Linked DNA regions of Mus musculus: regions 2 and 3 are each linked to region 1. The links are chromatin loops, found by intact Hi-C in ENCODE. Cell type or tissue: heart. All regions are shown on one strand. Links, peaks and the distances in the headings refer to the core of each region. The heading gives the core; the rest is flanking DNA. Region 1 holds the start of Neu1 (neuraminidase 1). Region 2 holds the start of Fkbpl (FK506 binding protein-like). Region 3 holds the start of Lsm2 (LSM2 homolog, U6 small nuclear RNA and mRNA degradation associated).

Evidence for each region. Hi-C counts contacts between places; a loop is a spot of excess contacts. Peaks named below come from ENCODE experiments on the same cell type or tissue, not always from the same donor. Only the 100,000 strongest peaks of a DNase experiment are listed, where the experiment ranks them.
Region 2: it touches region 1 in a loop (3-fold over the local background); 4 of 42 quality-filtered maps call a loop at or near these places.
Region 3: it touches region 1 in a loop (4-fold over the local background); 9 of 42 quality-filtered maps call a loop at or near these places.

What each region holds. Positions count from the first base shown.
Region 1 is chr17:34,925,268-34,935,552 of GRCm38, forward strand. Slc44a4 (solute carrier family 44, member 4) reads left to right here. Exons shown (of 21, transcript NM_023557.3): 14 at 2,407-2,657; 15 at 2,751-2,845; 16 at 2,939-3,042; 17 at 3,153-3,226; 18 at 3,368-3,438; 19 at 3,541-3,635; 20 at 3,712-3,796; 21 at 4,848-5,169. The coding sequence ends at 4,969. Neu1 (neuraminidase 1) reads left to right here and starts at 5,986. Exons shown (of 6, transcript NM_010893.3): 1 at 5,986-6,280; 2 at 6,649-6,841; 3 at 7,299-7,561; 4 at 8,736-8,918; 5 at 9,016-9,238; 6 at 9,338-10,285. The coding sequence starts at 6,140. The coding sequence ends at 9,564. In heart, for the core only: a CTCF peak has its summit at 5,870 (motif pointing right); a DNase peak (open chromatin) is centred at 6,064; H3K4me3 peaks cover 1,519 bases; H3K27ac peaks cover 2,030 bases.
Region 2 is chr17:34,636,492-34,646,776 of GRCm38, forward strand. Fkbpl (FK506 binding protein-like) reads left to right here and starts at 8,323. Exons shown (of 2, transcript NM_019873.3): 1 at 8,323-8,462; 2 at 8,754-10,285. The coding sequence starts at 8,769. The coding sequence ends at 9,812. It also overlaps a transcript of Ppt2 not described here. In heart, for the core only: a CTCF peak has its summit at 4,866 (motif pointing left); DNase peaks (open chromatin) are centred at 3,270, 3,590, 4,510 and 4,920; H3K27ac peaks cover 868 bases.
Region 3 is chr17:34,978,427-34,988,096 of GRCm38, forward strand. Hspa1l (heat shock protein 1-like) reads left to right here. Exons shown (of 2, transcript NM_013558.2): 2 at 1-802. The coding sequence ends at 486. Lsm2 (LSM2 homolog, U6 small nuclear RNA and mRNA degradation associated) reads left to right here and starts at 3,428. Exons shown (of 5, transcript NM_001110101.2): 1 at 3,428-3,659; 2 at 4,194-4,261; 3 at 6,683-6,713; 4 at 6,823-6,882; 5 at 6,991-7,465. The coding sequence starts at 3,657. The coding sequence ends at 7,116. In heart, for the core only: CTCF peaks have their summits at 2,376 (motif pointing left), 2,578 and 3,734; a DNase peak (open chromatin) is centred at 3,445; H3K4me3 peaks cover 2,662 bases; H3K27ac peaks cover 2,285 bases.

The DNA of each region.
Region 1 (10,285 bases), core at 3,136-8,135:
CGATACAGAGAAACCCTGTCTTGAAAAAGCCAAAGGGAAAAAAAAAGGTTTTTCTTCCCCACCTCTTTTAAAATTTTTATATCTTTTATTATTTCATTATTTCATGCACTTTATTATTATTTTATTTTGTGCATACAGGTGTCTGGCCTACATGTATGTCTATGCTTAGCATTGTATTTGCTATCTAAAGAGGCCAGAAGAGGGCATCATATCTCCTGGAACTAGAGTTATAGATAGTGGTGAGCCATCACGTGGGTGCTGGGAACGGACCTCTGGTTCTCTTACAAGAGCAGCCAGAGGCATGCCATAGCTGGCTTGCTTTTCTTTTTCTTTCTTCCTCTTCTCCTCTTTCTTTCTTTCTTTCTTTCTTTCTTTCTTTCTTTCTTTCCAGGCTGACCTGAAATGTATTCTGTAGCCCATACTGGCTTCAAATTCATGGTGATCTCTCTGCCTCAGTTTCCTTAAGTATCGGGATCACAAGGATGTCTTAGTTAAGGTTTTACTGCTGTGAAGAGACAGCATGACCAAGGCAACTCTTACAAGAACAACATTTAATTGGGGCTGGCTTACAGGTTCAGAGGTTCAGTTCATTATCATCAAGGCAGGAGCATGGCAGCATCCAGGCAGGCATGGTCCAGGAAGAGCTGAGAGTTCTCCATCTTCATCTGAAGGCTGCTAGCAGAATACTGACTCCCAGGCAGCTAGGATGAGAGTCCATACCCACAGTGATACAAGTACTCCAACAAGACCACACCTTCTGATAGTGTCACTCCCTGGGCCAGGCATATTCAGACCATCCTAAGAAGTAAAGTACCACATAGCACATAGGTAGTCTAAATACAAACTGCACCATACCACTTAACATGTAAATAAGGGAGGTCTTTTTGTTTTGTTTTAAAGATTGTATGTGAGTACACTGTTGCTGTCTTCAGACACACCAGAAGAGGGCTTCAGATCCCATTACCGATGGTTGTGAGCCACCACGTAGTTGCTGGGAATTGAACTCAGGACCTCTGGAAGAGCAGTCAGTGCTCTTAACCGCTGAGCCATCTCTTCAGTCTAATAAGGTGGATCTCAGACAGCATTTTCTTGCTTGCTTGTTTGTTTATCTATTCATAGACAGGGTCTGATGTAGCCCAGGCTGGCTTGAAACTTGCTGTGTGGCCAAGAATGATCTTGAACTTCTGATCCTCCTGTCTCTCCCTTCCATGTGCTGTGACGACAGGTGTGCCCCAAAGTGCAGTTTTTCAAAAGTGACCTGTGTACATTGGTGTTGTGACTGTGTGTATGTCAATGTGAGGTTGTCAGATGCCCGGGGATTGGAATTACAGACCTACCATGTGGGTGCTGGGAATTGAACCTGGTTCACTTTGGAAGAATAGCCAGTGCTCTTAACCGCTGAGTCATCTCTCCAGTCCCCACTCAGGGTTTGATGTGGTGGCTTTGTGCATGGTAGGCAAGTACTCTATCAGCTGATATCCTTCCCCAGCCCCTCAACAGATCGCTCAGAAAGCAGGACAGTGATAAAAAGTTGTCTTTTGTTCCTGAAGCCCCGAGTTCTACACTAGAAATGGGGAGGAAAGGCGGCTGCAGGGGTGGAGGTGGGCATAAGGATAATGAAAGCAGGGCATGAGGCTCAATTTTGTGTGTGAGTTTTGTAGGATGTGTGAGATTTGGTGTTCGGTCCCAGCAAAGCAAATGCATACACACACATACCACACACACACATATAACACAAACTCTCACACACAAACACAAATATGTACCACACACTCATACCCACACATACCACACCCACATACATGTACCACACATACATACACACATACAACACACTCACACATGTACCACACATAGATATTCACATACAACACATGCACACATATACCACACACATACATGTACCACACACACATACACACACACACATACATGCACTGCACACACACACACACATTCCACAGACATGTACACACATACAGACAAGCACATACATACAGATACACACATGCATACACTTACACATGCATGCATCACATGCGTGTGCACACACACATCACAGACACATGCACACAGACACACACACATGCATGCTATAACTGTGTCATTGTTAGAGCCCACAAAGTCAGTTTAATATCAATAAATACCCACAGTGTGTTCAGTGCACACAAGGCTTTTCCAGAAGCAGGCTGCTGGGAAAGTAAGAGGGAGAGGGGGTGGAAAACATCCACGCACGCACCTCGCTTGCCTTCTGGATAGCTTGTGCCAGTCTGGAAACCAGGAAGCTGCTTAGTCACACTACAGCAGCACTGAGGTGGTCTGAGTCTGGAGGCCACTAGGAACAGAGAAGGTCAAGGATTTGCCTGCAACTCCGGGCATGAACCTGCTATGTCCTGTCACCCCCAGGCCCCGTTGAATTCCTCGTGCCCAAACCTCAAGTGCGTCTTCAAGGGCTACTCGACCACGGGCCTAGCTCAGCGTTCTCTCTTCAACCTGCAAATCTACGGAGTCCTGGGGCTCTTCTGGACTGTTAACTGGGTACTGGCCCTGGGCCAGTGTGTCCTTGCCGGGGCCTTCGCCTCTTTCTACTGGGCCTTTCACAAGCCTCGAGACATCCCTACCTTCCCTTTGAGCTCAGCCTTCATCCGCACACTCCGGTAAGCCAGGGGCAGCCGCCTAGGGAAGTGTTAGTCCTAGAGATACCAGGGGTCCTGGGGTGCCTCATCTCACCTAACTAACTGCCTCTGCAGTTACCACACTGGCTCACTGGCGTTTGGAGCCCTCATCCTGTCCCTTGTGCAGATAGCCCGGGTTATCCTGGAGTATATCGACCACAAGCTAAGAGGTGAGCAGGTGGTGGGCTGAGCAGCCAGAGCCTTGGAAGGGCAGGCAGACAGGCAGAAGCTGGCGGCTAAGCGTGAGCTTCCTTTGTCCCCAGGATCCCAGAACCCTGTGGCCCGCTGCATCATCTGCTGCTTCAAGTGTTGCCTCTGGTGTCTGGAGAAGTTTATTAAGTTCCTCAACCGCAATGCCTACATCATGGTGAGCAAAACCTCCATCCGTCCCTGGCTCTGTGTCCCTCAGCCCGGGCTCCACCATCACTCGGGCAAGCTCACCAGAGGTGTGGCTCAGACCTTCCCTGCTCCTCACAGATCGCCATCTATGGAAAGAATTTTTGTGTCTCGGCCAAAAATGCCTTCATGCTGCTCATGAGGAATGTTCTCAGGTCAGACCGCCATGCCCCAGTGGGGTCTCCCACCCACTTCTCCCATCCCAAAGCTGGTCTCAGAAATGTCCTGTGCTTGGTCCAGTACCATGCCATCACCTGCCAGCACCCTCACCCCAGTCTGTCCTGACTTCTATGTAGGGTCGTCGTCCTGGATAAAGTCACTGATCTGCTGCTGTTCTTTGGGAAGCTGCTGGTGGTTGGAGGTGTCGGTAAGGGTCAAGACCAGGGTTTACGGGGTCAGGTGCCCCCTGGGGTGCACGAAGGGGGGGTCCTCAGAAGAACAGCACTGACCGCAGGACTCTTTCCCACAGGCGTTCTGTCCTTCTTCTTTTTCTCCGGTCGTATCAAGGGGCTGGGGAAAGACTTTGAGAACCCCAACCTCAACTATTATTGGCTGCCCATCATGGTGAGTGACACCTCTCTCTGCCCCACCCACATCCCCAGAGGAGCCTAGGGCTCCCAATCAGTCTTGTCTCTTGCAGACCTCCATCATGGGAGCCTACGTCATTGCCAGTGGCTTCTTCAGCGTCTTTGGAATGTGTGTAGATACGCTCTTCCTCTGCTTCCGTGAGTGCCCCCCTCCCCCAACCCTCCACCCACCCTCAAGCTCTTAGGCCTCCAGGCTTCTTTTAGAGACTGGTTGCTTGTAGCTTTGTGAGCTAAAGGAGCCAGAGGGAATGTCTTCAGACATTCTAAGGCTAGAGGTTTAGGAAGGAAAGAAGGGAATACACCCTGGGCATTCTCAGACAGGGGAAACTTCTCAGACGGAGGCCTGAGTTTAACACTTCCTAGGAGGTAGTCAGAGTGTGTGGTTTTTACTTAGGTTTTTTTTTTTGGGGGGGGGGGTCATGCATAGGGGTGAGACAGGAACAGACTATAGTACAGACTGACCCGGAACTAAGTCTATAGCTAAGGCTGACTCAAAGTCATGATCTTCCTACCTCAGCCCCCAAGTGCTGGAATTCTTGTGTTTTTTGACCTGGTGACAATGGTGACCATGATATAGAAGCCAGAGCCTTGGGCCTGAGAAGCAGGAATGGCCCTACCTCGGTAGCAGTCCCCCAGCCATGCACTAAGCAGTGGACATGAATATTTTATTGTTTTATGGGTTTTGCTTGTTGCTTCAATTTTATTTATTTACATCAGGCCTCTCTATGTATTCTTGGCTAGCTCCTACTATATAGACTAGGCTAGATCTAACTCAAACCAATCTCCTGGCCTTTGCCTCCCAAGCAATAGAATCATGGATATGCGCAACCATTCTCAAGACAGAGTTGTGCTGTGGAGACCTCAGGGGCCTTTGTAGTCTAAGTCCTCCCATGTCCACATTCTAAATGTCGGGATTACAGAGAAAGCCACCATGATGGTCTGGCATGTGATTTTTTTTTTTTTTTGTCTTGTTATCACCCTATGACATATACAGTTATTTATCCCACTTTGTGTGAGAAAAACAGGTTATACAGCCTGGTCTACAGCCAGCCAGGGAAGTTGTATCAAACTGCCTGAAGTGGCCCGGACAGGAAACCAGGATGTTTGGTTTATACACCCCAGATTATTTTGGGGTACAGTGGGGTGCCATTATCAGGATCCACCCTGACGGATCTACTTTGCCTCTCAGTCGAGGACCTGGAGAGAAATGATGGTTCCCAGGAGCGGCCTTACTACATGCCCAAGGCACTCCTGAAGATTCTGGGCAAGAAGAATGAGGCACCTACAGGGGGAAAGACCAGGAAGAAGTGAGAGACTCATCGTGACCTGGAAATGCAGCCCTCCTGTACAGAAGCCCTGCCGTCAATGCCTTGAGAATCACGATTTTGTAGAAAACAGATTTTATTAAAGACTAATATTTTATATTCTTGATAAGTTTATGGCTTTATTTTCAGTGAAAACTTGCTTCCTTTTTTTTTTTTTTTAATTAAAATCCAAATTGCTATCACACGATTCAATACCCAGTAAGAAAAACTTGTTCGGTGACTGAGGCCAGGAGACTGGGGTGTAACTCAGCTGGTAGAGTTTGCCTAGCATGGAAGGGTCCCCGGATTCTGTCTATAGCATAAGCAGGGCTGGGACACATGCCTGTAATCGGTACTTGGGAGGTACAGGCAGGAGCACTGGAATTTCCAAGTTATCTGTGTCTGTTTAGAGACAGAATTTTTCTGTGTAGCCCTGGCTATCCTAGAACTCACTCTGTAGACCAGGCTGGCTTAGAACTCAGGAAGGAGGGTGGCTCTTTTTTCATTCATTCGTCGCTTTTTTTTTTTTTTTTTTTTTTTAGCTTTTCAAGACAGGGTTTCTCTGTGTAGCCCAGGCTGGCCTCGAACTCAGAAATTTGCCTGCCTCTACCTCTGCCTCCCAAGTGCTGGGATTAAAGGCGTGCGCCACCACGCCCAGCTGCTTATTATTTTTAACCTAGTGATTCTAATCAGTGTTAGTCATGTGCTTAAGGGCATTGGGGTCATCCACTGGGACGTGGGGTACCATGGGCACACTCCTAAAGAAAAGTGCCTTTCTCTCCCCTAGCAGCCATCAACTGCCAAGATCTCCTCAGCTAGGAGTGGGGCTTCCCAACCCTAGGGACTCATACAAACTAGGAAGGTACTCTACCAACTGAGTCATATGCCATCCCTAACCTGTCTCTTCCACAAGGGGTCAGTGCCTTTCATAGCCGCCGGTTGCTTTAAAACACGCCCCGCCCCTTTCGTCACGTTCTGGCGTTAGAGCCAGTCAAAAGGCTCACACAGACTGGGGCCGCCTCTGGGTCACATGCTGATGGACTAATTGGAGTCGCGGCAGCGCGGGCTGCGGCCCCCAAGGGGAGGGGTCGGAGTGACGTGCGCGCTTTTAAAGGGCCGAGGTCAGCTGACGGCTTGCCACCGGTGACCAGTTCCTGGACAGGGATCGCCGGGAGCTATGGTGGGGGCAGACCCGACCAGACCCCGGGGACCGCTGAGCTATTGGGCGGGCCGTCGGGGTCAGGGGCTCGCAGCGATCTTCCTGCTCCTGGTGTCCGCGGCGGAATCCGAGGCCAGGGCAGAGGATGACTTCAGCCTGGTGAGCCTTGCTGCACCTGCAGAGGTGGCCACTGCCCAGCTCGGCCATCCCTCCGCGTGACACTCCTGCCCCTCCATCCCCTCCCAACACCTTTGCTTCCTTGGGCCCCTGGCTCAACTGTTATGGGGTCCTGCCCCTCATCCCTGAAGGTTCCTTCTCCCCTCGCAGCCTCTCCTTGCTCAGGAGCCTCCAGGTTCGGCCCATACTATCCTCTGGGCTCCCACCTCTTGTTCTAGGACACCCTTCACCCCTACTCAGGCTCCCCATTACCCTCTCTCATGGGAACCCTGGCTGGAGCCAGTACCTATCGGTCTTAGGTACCTTAAACCTCGTGAAGCTTGTCTGCATTGAGGTGTCCTTCTGCGCAGGTGCAGCCGCTGGTGACCATGGAGCAGCTGCTGTGGGTGAGCGGGAAGCAGATCGGCTCTGTAGACACTTTCCGCATCCCGCTCATCACAGCCACCCCTCGGGGCACGCTCCTGGCCTTCGCTGAGGCCAGGAAAAAATCTGCATCCGATGAGGGGGCCAAGTTCATCGCCATGAGGAGGTCCACGGACCAGGGTAACAAAGGCTCCCGGGTGGAAAGAGCGGGTGCTGGGTTGTATGGGTGATCGGGGTAGGGAGTTGGGGGTTCCCTTCATCAATGGAGCAGAGCCGAGCAGACCCCGGGGACCACTGAGCTGCTGGGCTGGTTGGGGTCAGGGGCTCACAGCGATCTTCCTGCTCCTGGCATCCGAGGCCAGGGCAGAGGATGACTTCAGCCCAGAGATAGAACTTTGGGGCTTGAGTCCCTAATGAGTTAGGGAAACCAGAGGATGAATTTTGTCCATAGTTTCTGTAACTAAGAACCAAGGTACTGAAAATGAGAATTATGTCTCAGGGGAATTAGCAGGAAATAATGTCAGAGAAAGAAGAAACATGGTTCTGGTGCCACATTGAGGTCCCCGGGGAGAGGCAGGAAGTAAACAACAACCCGTACAATTTTCTCTCTGCTCTTTTTTTTTTCTTCTTCTTCTAGGTAGCACGTGGTCCTCTACAGCCTTCATCGTAGACGATGGGGAGGCCTCCGATGGCCTGAACCTGGGCGCTGTGGTGAACGATGTAGACACAGGGATAGTGTTCCTTATCTATACCCTCTGTGCTCACAAGGTCAACTGCCAGGTGGCCTCTACCATGTTGGTTTGGAGTAAGGACGACGGCATTTCCTGGAGCCCACCCCGGAATCTCTCTGTGGATATTGGCACAGAGATGTTTGCCCCTGGACCTGGCTCAGGCATTCAGGTTTCACCCTGTGGATAGGAGGAGGGCAAGATCCCATGAATCAGATTTTTTTTCCTGAGTGGGGGCACCTTAGAAGGATGGCGTTCTGGAAGTTTCCATCTCGATTGTGGAGATGGAACTACCATTGACGTCTCACATGGAGACTGTCAACAGATCTGTCCTTAGCCTGTGCAGGGAAGAATTGGGTGCCATTGGGCAGACACGTACCTATATCACAATGCCCGGTGCCCAGCAGGGTCCATGAGCTCAGGTTAGAGAGACGTTCCCAAGGCTGGGTGGACACCTGCACTTGTCCAGTGGTGCATTCCACATGCATGTCCTAAGGGACTTCCAGGAAAGGGCAGTGGAGAGGGTGTAAGAACCAAGCATGATCTGTTTATATGTTTGGACATGCCATGGTGAAGCCCATTTCTTTGTATGCTAGCCAAAAATTTATTTGAGAACAAAAAAACTAAGGCAAGAAAATCACTGTGAGTTAAAGGCTAGCCTGGGCTACATTGTAAGTTCAAAGACAGGCTACCTAGAGAGATAATCTCAAAATGGGGAGGAGGACTGAAAAGATAGTATTGAAATTGGGGACATTTGCAGCCCTCAGGAGGCCAGGGCAGGCAGATCTCTGAGTTCAAGGCTAGCCTAGTCTACAGAGAGCATTCAGGCTACTCACAAGTAACCCTGTGTAGCATGCCTACAGTTCCAGCATCAGGCAATAGAATGAGGAGGACTGGGAGCCAAATAGTCAGCCTTGGCTACATAGAGCATTGGAGGCCATTGTTATTCAAATAAATATTTCGAATTTAGAGAGAGATTTTTTTCTTTTCTATTTTTTAAGATTTTTGAGGAGTGTCATTCAATGAGGGCCTTGTGCACAGGCAGCAAGAACTCTACCACCAAGCTGAGCTATACCTCAGCCTTTTTATATACTTTTAATTTTGAGACAGAGTCTCACTATGTCCCCAGGTTAGCCTTGAAGTGACTCTGTAGCCCAGGCAAACCATCTTCTGTGCTCAGCCTCCTGAGTAGCTGGGATTACAGGCCTGCCATGAAAAAGCTTCTTAATTTGGGCAGTGTCTGTGGGAGAACAAAAGGGTTCCAGTGTGTCGCACTGGGAGCTGCCAGCGCTCTGCCTGAGCTCCATGGCAGCACCTTTGCGACACCCACTTCCTCTTCTTAACAGAAACAGCGGGAGCCTGGGAAGGGCCGGCTCATTGTGTGTGGACACGGGACGCTGGAGCGAGATGGGGTCTTCTGTCTCCTCAGTGATGACCACGGTGCCTCCTGGCACTACGGCACTGGAGTGAGCGGCATTCCCTTTGGCCAGCCCAAACACGATCACGATTTCAACCCCGACGAGTGCCAGGTCAGGAGTCCATGGACTGTACCCGCCCACACCACCGCCTTCCCCAGCTCTGGCTTCCTCAGCCTCCCCAGCTTCTCCTGTTCTCTCCCCCACGCAGCCCTACGAGCTTCCAGATGGCTCGGTCATCATCAACGCCCGGAACCAGAATAACTACCATTGCCGCTGCAGGATCGTCCTCCGCAGCTATGACGCCTGTGACACCCTCAGGCCCCGGGATGTGACCTTCGACCCTGAGCTCGTGGACCCTGTGGTAGCTGCAGGAGCACTAGCCACCAGCTCCGGCATTGTCTTCTTCTCCAATCCAGCCCACCCTGAGTTCCGTGAGTGCCTGAGGGTGGAGTGGGGGTTGGGGGGCGCCCCGTCTGAACAAGTCCTGGACAGAGCAGAGACCCTCCTCCCTCTGACTATTGCTCTCCTAGGAGTGAACCTGACCCTGCGCTGGAGTTTCAGCAATGGTACATCCTGGCAGAAGGAGAGGGTCCAGGTGTGGCCGGGACCCAGCGGCTACTCGTCCCTGACAGCCCTGGAAAACAGCACGGATGGAAAGAAGCAGCCCCCGCAGCTGTTCGTTCTGTACGAGAAAGGCCTGAACCGGTACACCGAGAGCATCTCCATGGTCAAAATCAGCGTCTACGGCACGCTCTGAGCCCCGTGCCCAAAGGACACCAAGTCCTGGTCGCTGACTTCACAGCTCTCTGGACCATCTGCAGAGGGTGCCTGAAACACAGCTCTTCCTCTGAACTCTGACCTTTTGCAACTTCTCATCAACAGGGAAGTCTCTTCGTTATGACTTAACACCCAGCTTCCTCTCGGGGCAGGAAGTCCCTCCGTCACCAAGAGCACTTTTTTCCAGTATGCTGGGGATGGCCCCTGTCCATTCTCTTCCAGGACAACGGAGCTGTGCCTTTCTGGGACAGGATGGGGGAGGGGCTCCCCCTGGAGAGATGAACAGATACGAACTCAGGGAACTGAGAAGGCCCGGTGTCCTAGGGTACAAAGGCAGGTACTAGATGTGATTGCTGAAAGTCCCCAGGGCAGAGTGTCCTTTCAGAGCAAGGATAAGCACACCTACGTGTGCACCTTTGATTATTTATGAATCGAAATATTTGTAACTTAAAATTTTTGATGCAGAAAAAGCGTTTGTGGAGTCTGTGGTTCTGTCTGCTCACGCCTTCCCAATTGCCTCCTGGAGAGACAGGAAGGCAGCTGGAAGAGGAGCCGATGTACTTACTGGGAAGCAGAAACCCCTAGATTCCATCCTGGCTGCTGCTGTTTGCAAGTGTCAAAGATGGGGGGGCGTGTTTATATTTTATATTTCTAAGATGGGGTGGCATAGGAAATAGGGAACAGATGTGTAAAACCAGATG
Region 2 (10,285 bases), core at 2,334-7,333, 290 kb before region 1:
GCTTAAAAGGTAAAAGCACTGACCAAGCTTCCTGACATACATATATATATCCCCCAAGGATCAAACTTAGGTAGTGTACACACACACACACACACACACACACATACACACACACACACTCCCAGGACTCTTCTTGTGGGAGAGGAGGTGGAGACAGGAGAATCACAGGGAAGTTTCCAGGCCAACTAGCCAGAAACACGCAGCCCAGCAGACTCAAGAGAGATCCTGCTTCAAAGTTCTATTCTCCACACAACGTAGCAAACAGACACACACAAATAATAACAGCAATGAGCTTTTGAAGGAATCTCTGGATTCCAGGGAAATTTCAAAGTCAACGGAAACAACCGGTGAAACCCTGTCTCAGAATTGAAAGTGGGGAAAAGGGATGGGGCTGGGGAAATAGTCAGGTGACAGGGCATATACTCCACACTGCACTAGACCCTGGGGTGGGTTGCTTTGTTTTATTTATTTGTTTGTTTGACTTTTGGTGTTTTGAGACAGGGTTTCTCTCTGTGTAGCCCTGGCTGTCCTTGAACTCACTCTGTAGACCAGGCTGGCCAAATCTGCCAGTTCCTAACTCCCGAGGGCTGGGATTAAAGGTGTGCACCACCACACCCAGCCCTAAAAACCCACCACCTGGGCTGCAAGAGCAGGAACCTTGCCTGATACCGCTACGTCAGCAGCGCTGTATCAAGGCCCTAGGTTAAATCTCCCCTAAAGGGTTGGACAGATTTCAAGGCTGTTTATTTGCCTACTAGGATACTTCCCACGCTACAGTCTGTCTGTTCACTCCTCTCATAGTTTAAGCAGTGCACTGTTCCTGTTCAGCCCAGTTTTCAACCAGGCTGTACCCCTCGACATCCCCACCTCCGCAGCCCCTAACCCCAGGCCTGTGTCTCTAGTCTCGGCTAGGCACGAATCAAACTGCTTGGTGTTTACCCTGACTCTCTGACCACCTCTAAACTCTAGGCCACTTCTGGGCTCTGCCCTGCCCCTGGGCTCTGCCCTGCCCCTGGGCTCTAGGCTTTCTCTCCTTTCTCCACACACCTGCACTTGCTCTGCTTTTTCCTGTCCTTCGAGGCTCACATCAGCTCACCCCTCTCTCCTCCACACTAGGTCCTCTAGGTTGGATCACAGCAACAGGGCGTTCCTAAACAGTCCCAGGCATTCCATGGTGTGATGGTTCTCCCTGCTGGCACACATTAGAACTCTGAGGCTGGAGGGGGTGGGTATTTTTAAAGCCCAAGCTCCTTGGGCAACCTTTGGGTGGGGAAACTCAAGTGCCAATACTGTGACAACCCCAGGGGATGACAAAGTGCACTGAAGGCTGGGCGTCACCCAGAGACCCTGTAAGGTGCTCCAGCCAGGGCAACCCTTCCTTAGGGGAAAGTCTCGGCGCCTGAAGCCGGCACCTGCCCTTCCCCGGTTCTTCTTACCTGTGGTCTGGATGTATACACTTAACCTGAAGCAGCTCTTGGATGCGGGTGCCAAATCTTGCTTCTGTATGGTTTTCAGATCCTCATCTGGCAAAGTCTCTTCCACTAATATTTGAACTCTTTGAAAGTAATTAGGAGAAGTCAGTAAATACAAAACGAAACAACAACAAAAAAAAATGACTTCTCCTCTCTTCCCCTCCCCCAAGATTCTGCCCCTTCTAAGGGTGACAAGAAGCTCCCAGGTTCCTGTTGCTCTTCTCCTGCCTGGCCTCAGCTCCCCTATATACAGAGACCCAGTTCTTGCGCCCCTGTGGACAGCCTGAATCCTCTGGCAGGGTCTCTGCTCCCCTCTTAGTGGCTACTTGGATGCTCCCTTCCTCTGGCAAGGGTACACCTGGCTCGGTGTCTCTGCCTCTTCTTGTCTTCCATGTTTTGTTATGCTGTTGGTATTTTGTCCATGTGAATGCTAGGAACCGAAGTCAGAACTCCCCACGTGCCAGACAAATGCAGTACTGGGGAATCTACATTCTGGACCCCTCATCTTGTTATTTTTGATGCCTTTGATAGCCATGCATATCACCCAGGATTGAATGATCTAACCACCCACCCTCTCCTACCCTGCACCACCCACCCACCCATCATGCCTTCAACCAGATCACTACAGTGGCAGCAGCCCTTCAAAATATCCCATTTATAGTCCTTCCATGTCATCCCTCAATTCCACTTGAAAAATTATCAGCTCCGTTTGGACTGCCCACCCATTGACTCTATCACTTTATTATTACTATTATTTTTTAAATGTATATGCTTGAGCGTTTCGCCTACATGTCTGTCTGTCTGTCTGTCTGTCCGTCTGTCTGTCCAACACTTGGCTGGTACTGATGGAGCCAGAAGAGAATATCAGATCCCTAGAGCTAGAATCACAGGTGTTTGTATGGGTGCTGGGAATCGAACCACAGGACTATGGAAGAGCAGCCAGTGCTCTGACTGTTGATCCTTCTTTCTGACCCATGCCACTTTTATTATTGTTTGATTTTCTTGGTTTTTCATTTTCTGACCAGGCGTGATGGCTCATTCCCATAATCTAAGTACCTGGGAGGCTGAAGCAGGAGGATTTCCACGTGTTCAAGGCCAACCTGAACACCCTATTTCCAAAAAAAGAAAGAGAGAGAGAGAGAGAGAGGGAGGGAGAGGGAGAGAGAGAGAGAGAGAGAGAGAGAGAGAGAGAGAGAGAGAATAAAATCTCATTCTCCTCATTTCTCAGTTACGCTCCTGTCCTGGCTAGTTTTATGTCTACTTGACACAATCTAGAGTCATCTGAGAGGAGGGACCCTCCACTGAGGGATTGTCTCCATACAATCCAGCTGTAGTGATTTTCTTAACTAGTGATTGATGTGGGAGGGCTCAGCCCATTGTGAGTGGTGCCACCCCTGGGCTGGTAGTCTTGGGTTCTTTAAGAAAGCAGGCAGAGCAAGCCATGAGGAGCAATCCAGTAAGCAGCACCCCTGCATGGCCTCTGCACCAGCTTCTGCCTCCAGGTTTCTGCCATGTTTGACTTCCTGTCCTGGTTTCTCAGTGATGGGCTGTTACCTGGAAGTATAAGCTGAAATAAAACCTCTTCTCCCCAGGTTGCTTTGGACAGCTTCCAAAGTTGGATGCTGTGAAGACTTCCAAGGTCTTACCCTATTCTCTTGGCTCCTCTCCCTTTATACAATTTGCCTCTTGCTCAATTTCACCCTGCCTGCTAACACTTCACCCACCAACTGAGTAGGGCCAAGGGAAATGCACAGTCACCCTGGATGGTTTGTTTCCTGTGAGCCATCTGTGTAGCTGCCAGCTGCCATTTCTTTCTTCAGTGATCTTCCCCATTCCGAGACCACAATTTCACAAGATGGTAATGCTTTCTCTAAAGAGAGCAAGAAAATGGACTTTCCATCCAGAAAAGAACTTCCCTATGGCTTCACCCAGCACTGCTGGGGACCTCTGCTGCATACAATTGCTTCTGGCCTAGAGACCCCAGGCCTTCCACCTGCCAAAGCTGGGATTTCTTGAATCTTCCCCTTTGTCTGCGGAGCTGCATCATGGATGTTGGAGGAGCCCATCGGGGCCCACCCCTGCCAGAGAGACTGTTGGCAGCTGACGACTGTTTGTGGAGGAGGGCTTAGTCTCTTCAGTGTTGTAGTCAGGCTAAATAACCTCTGGCCCACACTCCCTCCATAGCACGCATGTGGAGTTAAGGTGAGAATTTATACTCTATGGCGAGTAAGTCATATTAAACCCGGTGGATCACACACTGAAAGATCTTGTGGAGAACAGTTCCAGTGGAAGAGGGAGTGGGGAGGGGGATGAGGCAAAATGACTAAAGGTCAGATTATATGGATATATGAGACTAGCATGGGAGAGCAGTCCTTTAATCCCAGCACTCAGGACTCAGAGAGAGGTGGAATCTCTCTGAATTCAAGGCTAGCCTGGTCTACATAAGAGAGTTTCCAGACTAGCTAGGGCTACAAAGTGAGACTCTGTCTCAAAAAATACATTTTAAAAAAGATTCATTTTATGCACATACGTATTTAGCCTGAATGTATGTATGTGCACCATATGGGTGCCCCGGTCTCTCAGAGGTCAGAAACAAGAACTAGATACCCTGGAACTGGAACTACAGAGAGTGTGAGGCTCCTCTGCAGGAGTAGCTGGTGTGCCTAACCACTGAGCCACCTTTCCAGTCCCAGTTAATAAAAAAAAAATATTAAACTGTCGATCAGAGCCAGGAATATGGCTTAGTAATAAAGAGCATGCCAAGGGTGTACAGAGCCTTGGAATTGATCCCCACCATTGCAAAGGGGAAAGAAAGAATGGATGGATAAACGGAGTTACTCTAGGAGAAAGTGAGGTAACACATTAATACACATGAGCTAATACACATGAGCTAAGACTATTTATTGTCCCTTAGCACAATGCCTGCTATTGCTGTTGTGACTCATGATCAGGCTTGCTCTGGGGGCACTTCCTATGCAATGTTCCACCACAGAAAGTCTTTTTCGTCACCTCAGGGTTTCCTGTTCCCTGCTGGCCAGGCAGGCATGGTCCAAAAACTCTGGGAAGGAAAGAGAACAATTTTGACACAAATCCCAGGAGAACCAAAACCCACAGAAACCACCAAGACTAAACAAAAGGGGATATTTGTTTAACCTCCAGAGGGGCTAGAATTTTGGTGCTGATGCTAAACCGTGAGAGCAGCAGAGCATAAGGGCAGCATTTGGTTCCTTGCAGTGTAGAAGGTGGGGTGCTTGACGGTGTGAAAATCTCCAGCTGGCTCCAGACCTTGTGACAGGGTAACAGGCACTTGGCTTGGAATGGCTTGGACAAGCTGACACTGAACCAAGAGTGCATAAAGCTGGGTGGACGGAGCTTTGTGCTGCCTCCTGCTGCCTCTTCCGCAACAAATGTCCCAAATCTCTGCACGGCAAAACAATGGCCAGCTTTCAAGGCTCAGCAGTCTGATTGCCTCCGTGCATGCAGCCGGTCCAGATGGCGCTGAGCTGGAAAGCACAGAGGCCCTGCCACCCAGCTCACTTTTTCTGGCATCTGGAGCATTTTGAAACAAGACACTCACCCGCCACTGGTGGGGCTTTCTGCATTTGCCTCCATCCCTCATTGATAAATCCTGAGTATTTAGTAAGGATTTAAGGGTGGTACTGGGCCTTGAACAGTGTGCACATACTCTGGCCTTGAGGGACGCCCCATCCCTCAGTAAGGATGACTGTGGGGCTGGAAGGATGGCTCTGTGGTTAGGGGCTTGCTGCTTGTGCACAGGATACACTTCCTAGATGTGGTTCAGCCTTCAAGTAACTGATTTGTGTAGTGAGAATTCTGGAGTTTTGGTTTCTTTCTTTTTTTCTTTCTTTCTTTAAAGATTTATTTATTTTTATTTATATGAGTACACTGTAGCTGTCTTCAGACACACACACCAGAAGAGGGCATCAGGTCCCATTACAGGTGGTTGTGAGCCTCCATGCGGTTGCTGAGAATTGAACTCAGGACCCCTGGAAGAACAGTCAGTGCTCTTAACTGAGGAGCCATCTCTCCAGCCCTGGTTTCTTTTAAAAAGATAGGAATACTATAAAAATGTGCTTTAATTTTAATCCCAGGTGTGGGGGACGTGGGCTGCTCGGGACTGTCTGTAGCAGCTGATTGTGGTTTGCTTCATGCACTAGCAGGGGCATGGTTTTGCCAGCTGCAGATAGTTTCTGCAATCATGTGACTCTGAAATTCTGGGAATTTTTCAGAGGGTAAATAAATGCTAGGGATGCCAAGAGGCAGTGTGGGTTGGGGAGGTTGGTTGCGTTTTGCTAGTAGCTGTGGTCCAAGAGGAAATGAAAGATGTAATGTCTACTCTCTACCTCTCTCTCTCACCTCTGTCCTTTCTCTCCTATCTAGTGATAGAGGGTGAAGCTGGGGGAATAAAGGGTAGAAAAAAGAAGAAGCCGAAAAGTAGCAAACACCCACCACAGATCTGTCCTCTGTGTCATTCATGTAGCCCAGGCTAGCCTCAAACTCATTCACTATTTTGCTCCTTCCTCCATGTCCTAAGTGCTGGGGCTATAGGAGTCATCACTCAAACTCCAGCCCATTCTTTAGATGTCAGCAAAACTGTTGCCACAAAGAATGTCTACTCCCTGTCACAGCTCGCTCTCATAGCACATTATACTTGGGATACCTCTGTGATTGCTTTCTGTGGTGAGGCTATAAATCTCATGAGGGTAAAGGCTCCCTTCCTCTCATCTCAGTATCCCGGGTCCTAGCATGCTGCCCGGATACAACAGGTGCTCAATGGATACCTGCTGAAGGAGTTACACACACACACACACACACACTGCCTCGCACTATCGAGTAACAGAGAATATGGGTTTCTTTGTCCAAGGATTAAGGTGTAAACTTCTACACTTCCTACTTTCCTTGAAATCCCTCAGAGGAAAGGGGAGGAGAGAGAAGATGGATTAATTCTCCATAAGATTCCATGGATTCCCAGAGCCACAGCATGGTGTTGGGGATGGGGAAGTGGACTAAGATAATGCTGACTCAAAACCAAAAATAAAATTTTTGAGAGGGAGAAGAGAGAGAGAAAAAAAAAAAAAGAAGGTCAGTGACCTGTGACCTGGAGTGCAACAGAAACAGAGAAAACTGGGTTTTGTTTTACCTTTTTTGTTGTTTGTTTTTCCGAAACAGGATTTCTCTGTGTAACAGTCCTGGCTATCCTGGGAGTTGATTTGTAGACCAGGCTGGCTTCAAACTCACAGAGATCTATCTGCCTCTGCCTCCTGATTTCTGGGATTAAAACCATGTGCTATCACGCCTGGCTTACAGGTGTCTTTTAAATTGCTATCCCAAATTACGTTTTTGGGTTTGTTTGTTTGTTTTTCTTGGGGGGGGGTATACAGCAAGTGTTACAAAAGCAGAAACTGGGGGTTTGGTTACCCCTGAATTACATTCTCTGGGCAGTCAAGCAGATTTACAAAGGCAGATGGCAGCCTTCCTGATCTCCTGGCTACACTTTTCTGTGTCATTAGGAAGCCCAGCAGTTTCTATTATCCTTAAACCAACTTCACTTTCTGAGCAAGTTGAAGCCCAAGGTCACTTTTCCAAGGCAGGTTAGCAAAGCCTGGTAAGAGGAGAGTTTCCGACAAACAAGTGGCTCCAAAGGGCAAAAGACACTTAGATTTCAATGAATTCAGGTGTGTAACTATTTACTTGTCTTCCTAAACTGCTACGCAAAGCTCGTTTGTAGGCTATGTATGTTTAAGTAAGAGTTGGGTCAGAGCCTCTTGGTTTAATTATTTATTTAATATCTCCGAGGACGTTTGTTAGTACACGTATTCTTTTTATATTCTAATCAGTGTAAAGCTTGTCAGTATTTCTTTTACCCTGTATCATCAATGAAGCTCTGGGTGTGATCCACAGTACCACATAAATCAGGCACAGTGGGGCATGCCCGTGGTCCCAGCATCCTCTTCTACATAGAGTTCCAGGCCAGCAAGGGATACACATGACCCTGTCAATAACACCAAGAACAACATATGCCAAAGTAAGGTGCTTAGATAATAAGGGGTTCTCGTTCCCGGAAGAACTGTGCTGGTCCAGCCGGTGCAGGCAGTTTGCCCAGCAAGGCTGAGTCACAAACGGGATCTATCTACACCTTCTGTAGGGAGGAGGAGAGCTGTTCTCTGCCGCTCCTCTCACTGGAGCATGGGATACCAGTTACACACGAAATATATAGGACAAACTAAGCTGGTGCGGAATGAGGTCACTGAGGGATCACACTGCTAGCGGGCTGGAGCACTATCCAAGAATCGCAGGCTCCATCTGAGAGTTTCGAAATCCAGGTCTGCAATTTAATATATTTTCTCATGATGGACATGCTCATTCGAGTTTGAAAAACACTACGATTCTGGATCAGGGGGCTCAGTTGAAGGGCAATGATGGATATGTGGCAAAAGTCAATCAAGGATGAGCCAAAATGGACAGGGGTTGATTTCAGCTAAGATCTCTGAATTTGGGTATAATAACAGGGGAGGGTCTGAAAGCAGCTAAAATCTCAGCCTTTACATTTGAACTGAAGCTCGAACTTAGGGTCTTTACGCATGCTTGGTAAAGCTCTCTACCACTGCTCTCTCTTCCTCAGCCCAAGTTTCCCATTTCTGGCCTTTTTACATTTTGACTAAACCAGTCAGCCAGATCTTTGTCAACCTCGGTTCGATTTGGCTAATTCTATTGCTTAGGTCTAGTCCGGTTGCTAAGGTATGGCGCTTCACGGTTGCTAGGGAAATGGCGTCACCATAGAGGCGGGACAAGGAACCTCTTCGTGCTCCTGATTGGCCGTCGTGTTAGGGACTAGCTTCTCCGTCTCTGAGGGCTCGAGAGCTGATAGAGACTCTCAGCTGCTCCCAGGCTGCCCTTCCAGGCCTCAACATCATACACAATGCAACAACTGTGACTTAGGCCGTCCTGCTATGCTCCTTGGTCTCTCAGGTACTTTTTGACCCGGTCAAGTGCCCATAGTTGGGGCGACTACCCGAACCATGGGGAATTACAGAATTTATAGTTCTAAACTAGACCTGGGTGGATTCTAGCTTGGGAAGGGGGGAAAAAAAGGAGAAACTTTTAGCACTACGAGGAGTCTTAACTAGGAATTCTGGAATTTACATGGTTTCGGTTTTTTGTTTGTTTGTTTGTTTGTTTTTTTCACCTGCTCAGGTCTGAACTACACTTGACCCATCACTTTCCAGACTAAACTGTTCTTTCCTTTATCTGTTGTGGAAGGGATCAGGAGATCCAATGGAGACCTCACCTATCAGCCCAATGAACGAGAAGAACACCGCTCAGCCGCAGCAGCGGGAAGAGAACGCCCAGCAAATCTTAAATACAGCCATTCCGTTTAGGCAGCGGTCCCCAGGTCTTCTCCCTGAAGCCCTGAAGGTGGGAGTGAGACCGGATCCAGCCAATCAAATTGTAGAGACTCAAGAGATTGAACATCCCGTGGCTGGATTTGAAGGTGACTCTGATCAATTTCAAGTCTCAACCAATGAGATGGCAGAGCACCTCCAAGCTTCTGATCTTTGGTACTGTCCTGATGGGAGTTTTGTAAAGAAGATCATAGTCCCTGGCCATGGCTTAGACAAACCCAAGCTAGGCTCCAAATGCCAAGTGTTGGCTTTGGGATTTCCTTTTGGATCTGGGATGCCAGAGGGCTGGACAGAACTAACCATAGGCATAGGACAATGGAGGGAAAAAATGTGGGGGGAACTCATGGAAAAATGCCTGGAGTCTATGCGTCAAGGTGAGGAGGCAAAGATTCACCTTCCTGGATCCTCTGCACCTCTTGCTAAACTCAGACTGGATTCCTTCACCAATGGCCGGGACTCCTGGGAGATGGAGGCTATGGAGAAGGAGGCTCTGGCCAAAGAAGAACACAGAAGGGGTACAGAACTGTTTCGAGCTGGGAACCCTCAAGGGGCTGCCCGATGCTATGGACGGGCTCTCCGACTGCTGCTGACGTTGCCCCCACCCGGCCCTCCCGAACGAACTACCCTTTATGCCAATCTGGCTGCCTGCCAGTTGCTGCTAGGACACCCCCAGTTGGCAGCCCAGAGCTGTGACCGAGTGCTGGAGCGGGAGCCGGGCCATTTAAAGGCCTTATACCGAAGGGGGGTTGCTCGGGCTGCCCTCGGGGACTTGGAAAAAGCCACTGCTGATTTCAAGAAAGTGCTAGCAGTAGATCCCAAAAACCGTGCAGCGAAAGAGGAGCTGGGGAAGGTGGTCATTCAGGGAAGGAAACAGGATGCAGGGCTGGCTCGGGGACTGCGCAAGATGTTTAGCTGATTAAAGGAGACAGGAACCCGCGAACTGTGGTCTGTGTTGTGGAATTTTCAAGGGCCCCGAAGGAAGTTGTTTGAACTCGTATCTCGTTCTGACCTACAGGGAGTTAGCGACGGTGTCAGTGAGCCACTTGGTGGAGGGAGTCCCGGGAAGCGTATCCACCTCCGAGGATAGGAGAGGTTGTCTATTTGGGACTGGCTGTGGCAAACGCCAGAACTTCCGGATGTCAGGGAGTTGCATCCCAGGGAGGTGGAGTTACAAGTGGTTGCGTGTCGCCAGGTGTGGGTGCTGAGAATGTAATCCAGACCCTTATAAGAGCAACAAGCACTTTCCTTTTGGGTGGGAGGGTTTGAGACAGGGCTTCTCTGTGTAACAACCCTGGCCGTCCTGGAGCACACTTTGTAGACCAGGCTGAGATCCGCCTGCCTCTGCCTCCTGAGTGCTGGGATTAAAGGCGTGCACCACTACCGCCTAGT
Region 3 (9,670 bases), core at 1-5,000, 50 kb after region 1:
GACATCGACGCCAACGGTATCCTGAACGTCACGGCCATGGACAAGAGCACCGGCAAGGCCAACAAGATCACCATCACCAACGACAAGGGTCGCCTGAGCAAGGAGGAGATTGAGCGCATGGTGCAGGAGGCCGAGCGCTACAAAGCGGAGGATGAGGGCCAGAGGGAGAAAATCGCTGCCAAAAATGCCTTAGAATCGTACGCCTTTAATATGAAGAGCGCTGTGGGTGATGAGGGTCTGAAGGACAAGATCAGCGAGTCCGATAAAAAGAAAATACTGGATAAATGCAATGAGGTCCTTTCCTGGCTGGAGGCCAACCAGCTGGCTGAGAAAGATGAGTTTGATCATAAAAGAAAAGAACTGGAAAATATGTGTAATCCGATCATCACAAAACTGTACCAGAGCGGATGCACCGGGCCCACCTGTACGCCAGGGTATACTCCCGGCAGGGCTGCCACAGGCCCTACCATCGAGGAAGTAGATTAGCCTTTTCCAGAATTGCAGGGTGCTAGGGTGCCTCTAGGCGAATTTTATTCATCTTCAAACATCAATATGATTCTTGAACTGACTGGACTCAAGCCTACGTCACCATCCTTTGGGATCCCGATGGAGAAGCCTCGAACTCGACCTTTTCACACCCCCACCCTCTCATCTATGATCCTGAACTGGACCTTTAGGAAAACCAGGCCCCTCTTTGAGCCATTTGAAGAATTTGGATGTCTGTTATTTATTATCCACACCCCACCTTTCTCCTTCCTGTGTGGATGGTTATTTGTCTCTCAGTAAATTTGTTCCCAAAGGAAACAACTTCTGTCATCTTTTATTTTTTTTAGTCAGGGCCTTACTGTATATGTCTAGCTGACTTGACACTTACTATGTAGGCCAACTTGGTCCCTAACTTGCAGCAATTCCCCTGTTCTGCACCTGAGTCCCGAGATCACAGGTATGCACCATCATGACCAGCTTTTGATTTTTCAGATGGATGCAGAGTTTCTTTTTCTTTTTTTTTTGGGGGGGGGGGTTCGAGACAGGAGTTCTCTGTGTAGCCCTGGCTGTCCTGGAACTCAGAGATCCCCCTGCCTCTGGCTCCCAAGTGCTGGGATTAAAGGCGTGTGCCACCACTGCCCCACACGGCAGAGTTTCTTGGAGCCCAGGCTAGCCTAAAACATTCTATACACCATTTTATTTCCTGGTATCTGTAAGCTGTCAATGGTCCTTGAAAATTAAGAAAGGAAGATATGCATTTTTCCATTCGTGGGTCCCTTGTGAATGTTTAACTTGATAAGGGCAAAGTACTTGAATTTGTGTAAGTTCATTTCCAACAAAACCATTTTGCTTTTTGTTTTGTTTTGTGGTTTTGAGACAGGGTCTAATATAGCCTAGGTCTGCCTTGAACTCTGATCACGATACCTCCACCTGCCAAGACAAACATTTCCTAATTCTCAGGCACCCTGGGCCCAAAGGACGCAGTTGCTAAATGTACTGACTGCTTCTATCCAGTGACAGCTTGTTTTCGATTCAAATCTTAAGGATTCTGCTGAACTTGGGAACAAATCCTGCTTGGTACCATGCTGGATCCAGCTCTGAACACAGTGATGTGCACCGGTAATGCCAGCACTGGGGGAGTGGGTAGGTAGGGCAGACAGAAGAAGCATCTTAGGGTCTTGCTGGCAAGTCAGTCTAGCTGAATGAACCTGTCAGCTCCAGGATCTATGGTAGATCCTATCTCAGAAAATGAGAGAAATGACTAAGTGGTTAAGAACACGTGTTGCTCTTCCACAGGACCAGGGTTTGATTCCCAGCACCTATGTGGTGGCTAACAACTGTAACTCTAGAGGATCCAACACTCTCTTCTAGTGTCTGGGAGCACTGCCCATGTGTACACAGATGGACATGCAAGGAAAAACGCTCACACATATACAATTTTAAAATATTAAATAAGGTGGAAAGAACAGGCAGTATCTATCTCTGGCCTACACAGTCATGCATGCTCCAGCCCTCACTCCCACCCCCAGGAAACCCTGGCTACAATCTATTTAGATTATTACACTAGAGAATTCCACCCTGCAATCAGCAGGTTTAGACTCTCAGAATTTTCACCTGTGTCCCGTGACTGCCTTGCACCTACAGCCAGCCTCAAGAAGAGAAGACAGAATAGAAAGTGTTTCCCTATTTATCCAGACATGATATCCACAGAAGATACAACCTAGCAACTTCCCACTTAATGTAATTATTTAAAAAAAAAAAAACAATAGGGCTGGAGAGATGGCTCAGCAGTTAAGAGCACTGACTGCTCTTCCAGAGGTCCTAAGTTCAATTTCCAGCAAGCACAGAGTGGCTCACAATCATCTGTAGTGGGATCTGATGCCCTCTTCTGGATGTCTGAAGAAAGCCACAGCATACTTACATAAAACAAGTCAATCGAAATAACAACAAAGCCCTTTCATCTCAGACCATCTCTTTCTTCTCTGGAACTTGCCTACTGAGGCTTTTCTAGTTTTTTGTTTTTTTTTTAAATCAGTCAGCTCTTGTGAACTCCTTCACAACCAGCATGTTACAAGCCTGGTAATGCTGTTCCCAGAACATCCAAAGTAGTATCTGTCGGTGATCTAGTTGAAAATATTTCAGTAATGCAGGGATGGATCAGCAGTTACAAGCATCTGTTGCTCTTCCAGAACACCCAGATTTGATTGCCAGCACCCACAAGGAGGCTCACCATTGTAACTCCAGGCCCAGGGCATTTGAAGCCCTCTCTTCTACCAGGAACTCATGTAGTACAGACATAACATACAGGCAAAAACTGTCAAACACACACAAAAAAAGCTAAGATAAAGTAAAATATTTCTGTCACTGAGTTCCAGTCAGTTTAGTCCTTTACAGACGAGTCCTATGCCAAATTATATATATATATATAACATTAGAGCTGGGATGTTGTTCATTTGCTTTGCTTAGAATGTGTCCGCTCTGGGTCAACTTTGCACCCCAAAAGACTGAAATTGAGAGAAACTTACTTACTGGGAACCTTTGATAAGAATCAGGATTTGTGTTCCGGTTTCTCTCTCACACTCACACACACCATAACCAGTGTGTATTGGTGTATATTTTATTCTCTGACACAGGGTCTTGCTATAATAGCTTTAGTTGACCTCTAAACCAGAATCCTCCCGTCTCAACTCCAGGATTCCAGTTGGGCACGAACGCTGTCCAGCTCTTAGCAACATTTTAAATTTTACTAAAGAATACGCAAGTCATAATTTTCTCAATCTTCCCAATAATTCCCCATAGAAAACGTAGACTACGAGCTAATCACGCGGCAGAGAGAAAAGTCTCAACAACCATCAGAAAAAGAGACGAACTACGTCCAACGCGCAGCTGCCACGGCCCACGCATGCGCTTGTGAGAAAGCGGCTGCTCGGGAGGAAGTGGGGGGGACAGGAAGTTCCGCCCCTCTACCGGTTTGGCGGTCCTCTCGGCTCTGCCCTACCCCGCTCCCTTTGAGCCTGAATTCAGCCGAGGTTTTCGCGGCTCCCCGTGCGCCTGCGTGATCCAGTCTTGCTTCACGCGCGGGCTCGCGCTCCGGCTCCCGCCCTGCCTCCGGCTCGCAGTCCCCGGCGCCTTCCTTCGCGGTCCAGGCCGCCCCGCGTGGCGCCAGCACCATGGTGGGTACCGTGACGTCAAAAGGGAGCGCCGCCGCTCGCGGCGGGCGGTTCGAACCGTGCGGGCGTGGGTGCGGGCACTCGTGTCGGTCGCTTGGGGCGGCAGCCAGGCCCCAGGGTTTTCCGTACAGCCTTACTGCCCACACCCCAGTGTGAGGAGGCTGCTCGGAGCCGATGGTGTTTTGGGGGAAACCTTTAGCAAGTCCAAGAGAAAGCCCACGGGCGCCGGGGGAGAACGGGAAGCGAGCCTTGCACTTCTGTGCTGTTGACGAGGACTTTGTGAGGGTGCGGTTGGGAAGCGGTCTCAGCTGGGAGGTGGTCGACTCAGAGAGTGGGTTCTAGCGTCGAGGGGTGCAACGCAGGTCCTGTCACTCCGTGGCTCCGTGAACTGCAGAGTCCCGTTTAACGGATTGTTGTTGGTTATGAAGTTTTGAGAACTACTAGGAGGGGCTACAAAGACTAGTATTTCAAAATACTGTCACGGGCTCCTCCTCCCCGTCCCTTTTCATGTGATAGTTCCTCCCTCTTTTCCAATAGCTCTTCTACTCCTTTTTCAAGTCTCTTGTGGGCAAGGATGTAGTCGTGGAACTCAAGAATGACCTGAGGTAGGTCCTTATTTTAGCGAGTTGGTGGAAGGTGGGGGTGCCGGGTGTCCTGATCCTTTTTGTCGTTGTTGTTGACAAAGTTACTTCAGAGTAGGTAGGCAAAACACAGAAGAAATACCTTTCGTCTTAAGTGTAAAAGATTAGTTTAAGAGTGAGCCTGGTATTGTGACACATGCTTGTAATCCCAACACTGAACGCAGAGGTGTGAGTTCAAGGACAGCTTGGTCTACATATGTCCAGGGCCATCCGGAGTTACACAGTGAGATACAGTTAAGTAACATGTATGTGTAGTCCTGGCTGTCCTGGAACACACAGATCCACATGCCTCTGTCTCCTGAGTGCTAGGATTTGCCTGGCTGTATCATTTGCTCTTAACGATTCAGGAGTTGGGGTAAATGCTTAAATGCTGTACCACTGGAAATATGTTTATGGGTTCTTGTCACATCCGTTAAGGTCTACTTGGTTCCTAATAGTGCTTCGAAAATTATAGTTTCATTGAAGCCGGGTTTTGTTTGCTTTTGTTTTCTTTCATGTACTGGGCATGCTCAACAAGTGAACTTCATATGCAGCCCTCATGTTTCTCTTTAAAATAACTTTTTTTTTTTTTTCCAGACAGGGTTTTTCTGTATAGCCCTGGCTGTCTTGGAACTCACTCTGTAGACCAGGCTGGCCTCGAACTCAGAAATCCGCCTGCCTCTGTCTCCCGAGTGCTGGGATTAAAGGCGTGTGCCACCACCGCCCAGCAAAATAACTTTATTTGTAGACTCTTGAAACCTTTGAACACACATCAGTGGTTGACCAGCAGGATGGTTCTGACCAGTGTGGCCAAGTTAGAAGCTGGCCCAGACTGAGGTGCAGACTAAGACCTTTCATAGTCTAAAAGTCAAATCACACGAATGGTCTACAGAGCTGTGGGGATTCATAGGATGTAGAGAGTGAGGAAGTAAAACTCAGGATCTGAGGTGGTTAAAGTTGGTTACACAGAGGGTAAATATAATATAAGGTGGGGCATGTAAGGTGGTATGGGAGCACTGGCCTTGATAACCTTGCTTAGGGGCTAGAGGGCTGGAGAACTGAGAAGACTTGACTTGTATCTTCATTATTAAAGATAAGTTGGGGGGGATAACATTTGAAATGTAAATAAAGAAAATATCCAATTTTTTAAAAAAGAAGAAGAAGCCGGGTGTGGTGGCGCAGGCCATTAATCCCAGCACTCGGGCTACACAGAGAAACCCTGTCTCGAAAAAAAACAAAAACAAAAAAAAACCAAACAAACAAACAAAAAACTCATACGAGAAAAAAAAGAGTGTAGCAAAAATAATAAAGAGTAATTCCAGCTACCAGTATGTGTACATAGGTCTGTGACTCCAAAGCAGTAAATGTTTACAAATAACAGTTAGGGAAGCTGCAGAGATTGCTCAGTGCTTTAAAAAGAGCTTGCTGGGGGCTGGAGAAATGGCTCAGAGATTTTAAGAGCACTGACTGCTCTTCCGAAGGTCCTGAGTTCAAATCCCAGCAACCACATGGTAGCTCACAACCATCTGTAAAGAGAGCGGACATCAGACGCCCTCTTCTGTAGTGTCTGAAGACAGCTACAGTGTACTTAGATATAATAATAAATAAATCTTTAAAACAAAACAAAACTTGTTGCTCTCCCTGAAAAATAAGAGTTCAGTTTCCAGCAACTACATTAGGTGATTCACACCTACCTAGAACTCTGGCTGCAAGTGATCTGATGCCCTCTTCTGGTCTCTGTGGGTAACTACATGCACATACACACAAATAATAAAAATCAATATTTTAAAAATAATAGTTGATGCTTCTGGGAGTCATGCAGATCTGGGCTGACCTTCAGTTTATTGGTTGTAAGTTTTGTTACCTTCCATGACCTCTCTCATATCCTGGAGGATGATAATACTTTGAAAGATGATTAGCTAAGTGGTGTTGATAGCAGTGCATCCCTTAAACCTTTAATCCAGCACTCAGGAGGTAGAGGCAGAAACAGGTGTGAGTTTGAGGCCAGCCTTATCTACATAGCTAGTTCTAGGTCCTCACAGAGAAACCCAGTGGGGAATGATCATGAATAGTGGGTCCCAGCTGTAGTTCCACAAGTGGAGGTAGGAGGATTGCCATAGTTTGAGGCCAGCCTGGGCGCAGTGAGATCCTGTCTTTAAAGGGAAATACAAGTAGTAAATGGAATGCAAGCCTGGCCTGCAGTAGTTAAATATTAGCTTCTGATGCATTGGTGTGAGCAAAGACTGAGTCTGGGATGCATTTTCGTTTCTACCTCAGAACTCACAGATGCTGCCTGCAGGCCTCAGGTCCTTAAGTTCCTCCCCGACTTGTCGTTCTAGTTTTGATTTTTCCCTCCACGCTGATTTCAGCATAAACCAATGCTTCTTCCCTCTTTGCCCTTGACAGCATCTGTGGAACCCTCCACTCTGTGGACCAGGTGAGATATACAATAAGGGTCAGTTTGTTCTTGGGGAAGGAAAGCAGCCAGTGAGGGTGGGTTGTTGTATCTTGTCTCTAGGGTTAATGACGATGTTCCTCTTTCTTAGTACCTCAATATCAAACTAACCGACATCAGTGTCACAGACCCTGAGAAATACCCTCACATGGTAAGTTGGGGCTGGGGAGGGGGAGGAGGAGGAAACCTTTAAAGCAAAAGGCCCCTGGGTGGCCGGAGGACACACTTTTAATGGAGGTGCTTTCATATTTGTCTCCAGTTATCAGTCAAGAACTGCTTCATCAGGGGCTCAGTCGTCCGCTATGTGCAGCTGCCAGCAGATGAGGTGGACACACAACTGCTACAGGATGCAGCAAGGAAGGAAGCCCTTCAGCAGAAGCAGTGATGGCACCTCCCCCCTCCCCCTCACTTCCCCATTGGTGACCCAGAACTTGACGTCCTACTGAGGACAAGAACACCCCTGCCCAATACTTAAGGTGTGTTTTGTTTTGTTAATGATTTTTTTTTTTTCTTTTTAACTGAATGGATGAGAGATAATTCCTCTGCTGAGAAGGGAGGGTAAGAGAGCCAGGAACTGCAGAATGGTCCTGGACTGGCTCCCAGTCTGTACCTTTTTCTCATCTTTCCTGGAGATGGGAGCAGCATCCTAAGCCCTTCCGTGGCGACATGTAATACATTTGAGGGATGGAAAGATCTGTCCCGCATCGGGAATAAAACTTATGATGCAAGCTGAATTCCTGGTTTGTCGTCTGCTTTGGGCAGGGAGTTGAGAAAGGATGTTGAATTCACTGACACTCCAGCACCCTACATTCCTCCTCCTCCCATCTCCAACCAAGATTCCAACCTGATTTACCAGCATGATGTACTTCTGCCCTAAAGCTTGTAGTCGGGTAAATTAAGGTGCCAGTGCCAACTCTTAAACATCCAGCCTTTCCTCCAGCCCACCACCCACCAAAGGTAATGGAAGAGAAAGCTCTTAGGATGTGGGGGAAGTAGATTGGTTTAGCAATAGGTGAGCTCAATCTTTATCAGCAGTTCAGTCCTGTAGCAAATACCAAATATGAAACTGCAGCTGCAGATGGTTCTTTCGGACAGGCAGACCCCACACATAAACCAGCAGCTGTAGTCCAGTCCTCTTAGCTAGCATGAACTAGCAGTTGTAGTTCAATCCTGAAGAAGCCACCCGGCTTGCCAGAAGACGTTGAGCCACTGAAGCAGCAAAAAGCTACAGGAACCTCACGAGCAGTTCTTGGGTGAGTTTCTCTCAATGGCAGCATTACTGCAAGTGGAGCTCAACAACGCTATGCAAGGTGAACCAGGTCACAGGTGTCATTAGCAAAGAATAGCAAGGCAGAGCAAACCAAACCAGTTCTCATGCTCCCCGTTTGTAGGGTAATATTTACACTCGTTTATCATGCGCTCTTTTATGTGTCTGCTATAGCAAGACATTCTTTCACCTGTGTGCCCCAGGAAAACATCATTTGACATAATCGACTTTCCAAAGAAACTAGAAGTTTCTACTTCAGCCACTTTAGAAGCAAACTCCCAATTAGAGGTTCTTCAGTGTCCACCATCTTCTTAAACTTTTTTTTTTTTAAGATTATTATATGTGAGTACACTAGCTGTCTTCTTGCTGGAATTTGAACTCAGGACCTTCAGAAGAGCAGTCAGTGCTCTTAACCGCTGAGCCATCTCTCTAGCCCCAACCACCATCTTCTTAGAGGTAGTATTGGGGTGCTGGCAGGAGCTCTGGCATGAAAAGCCTTATGTTATTAAAACATCTTAAGAGCGGGGCGTGGTGGCACACGCCTTTAATCCCAGCACTCAGGAGGCAGAGGCAGGCAGATTTCTGAGTTCGAGGCCAGCCTGGTCTACAAAGTGAGTTCCAGGACAGCCAGGGCTATACAGAAAAACCCTGTCTCGAAACGCCCCCCCCCCCCAAAATCTTAAATACCATAATCTAGATCTCAAGACTATATATAGCATATCTGAATAGGCAAACATTGCTTGTTTCTAGCTATTTACTATCTACTTAACTTTGAAAACATCTACAGAAGGCTAAATAACTCTTATTTCTGTAATTAGCTAAACTAATATCTGCCATGACCACAATTTGATTAATTACTAACTTGCATTTCTTAATTATCCTAAACAGTTTGTAATATAGTATCATTTAAGGATTTTAGAACTTTAGATTTTTAAATGAGTTGCTGTGGTGCAATACTCTAAACTAGTTGAAACATATACAATATGATAAAACAAAAATATAATCTTGAATGCATATCAGTATACAAAAATATACTCATGGGAAAATATTTGGCTTATTGATGTTCATTAATATAAAAGTAGATTTGGGTTGGAGAGATGGCTCAGTGGTTAAGAGCACTGAGTACTCTTCCAGAGGTTCTGAGTTCAAATCCCAGCAACCACATGGTGGCTCACAACCATCTGTAATGAGATCTAATGACCTCTTCTGGTGTGTTTGAAGACAGCTACAGTGTACTTACATATTATAATAAATCTTAAAAAAAAAAAAAAGAGAAGTAGATTCAATAATCTACCCTTTTATCCTATCATCTCTATATTCCCCTTTTTCTTTTCACCACCTCTCCTCTCCCTTCCCACTAATACTAGATAGGAGAGAAAGGAGGAAAGAAAGAGATCCCTGAATCTAATTTTACTGGGTTTCCTGGTTGACTAAGACCATTAACAGCGTGTGACCCATCCCCCTTAAACAATGACAAATATCCATCACCCAGCAAATGAGCAAAACCCACCCATCCCACCTCTTAGGAATGGCGGCATTGTTCTCTTAAAATACTTCCTGAGGGCAACAGCATTTTTTGAGGACCTTAAGAAAATTGAGATATTGGTCAAGTCCTGGGAGAGCTAGCTAGTTGTATCATTTGTGGTCCAGTCCTTGTGATGGGAAAGAGCAA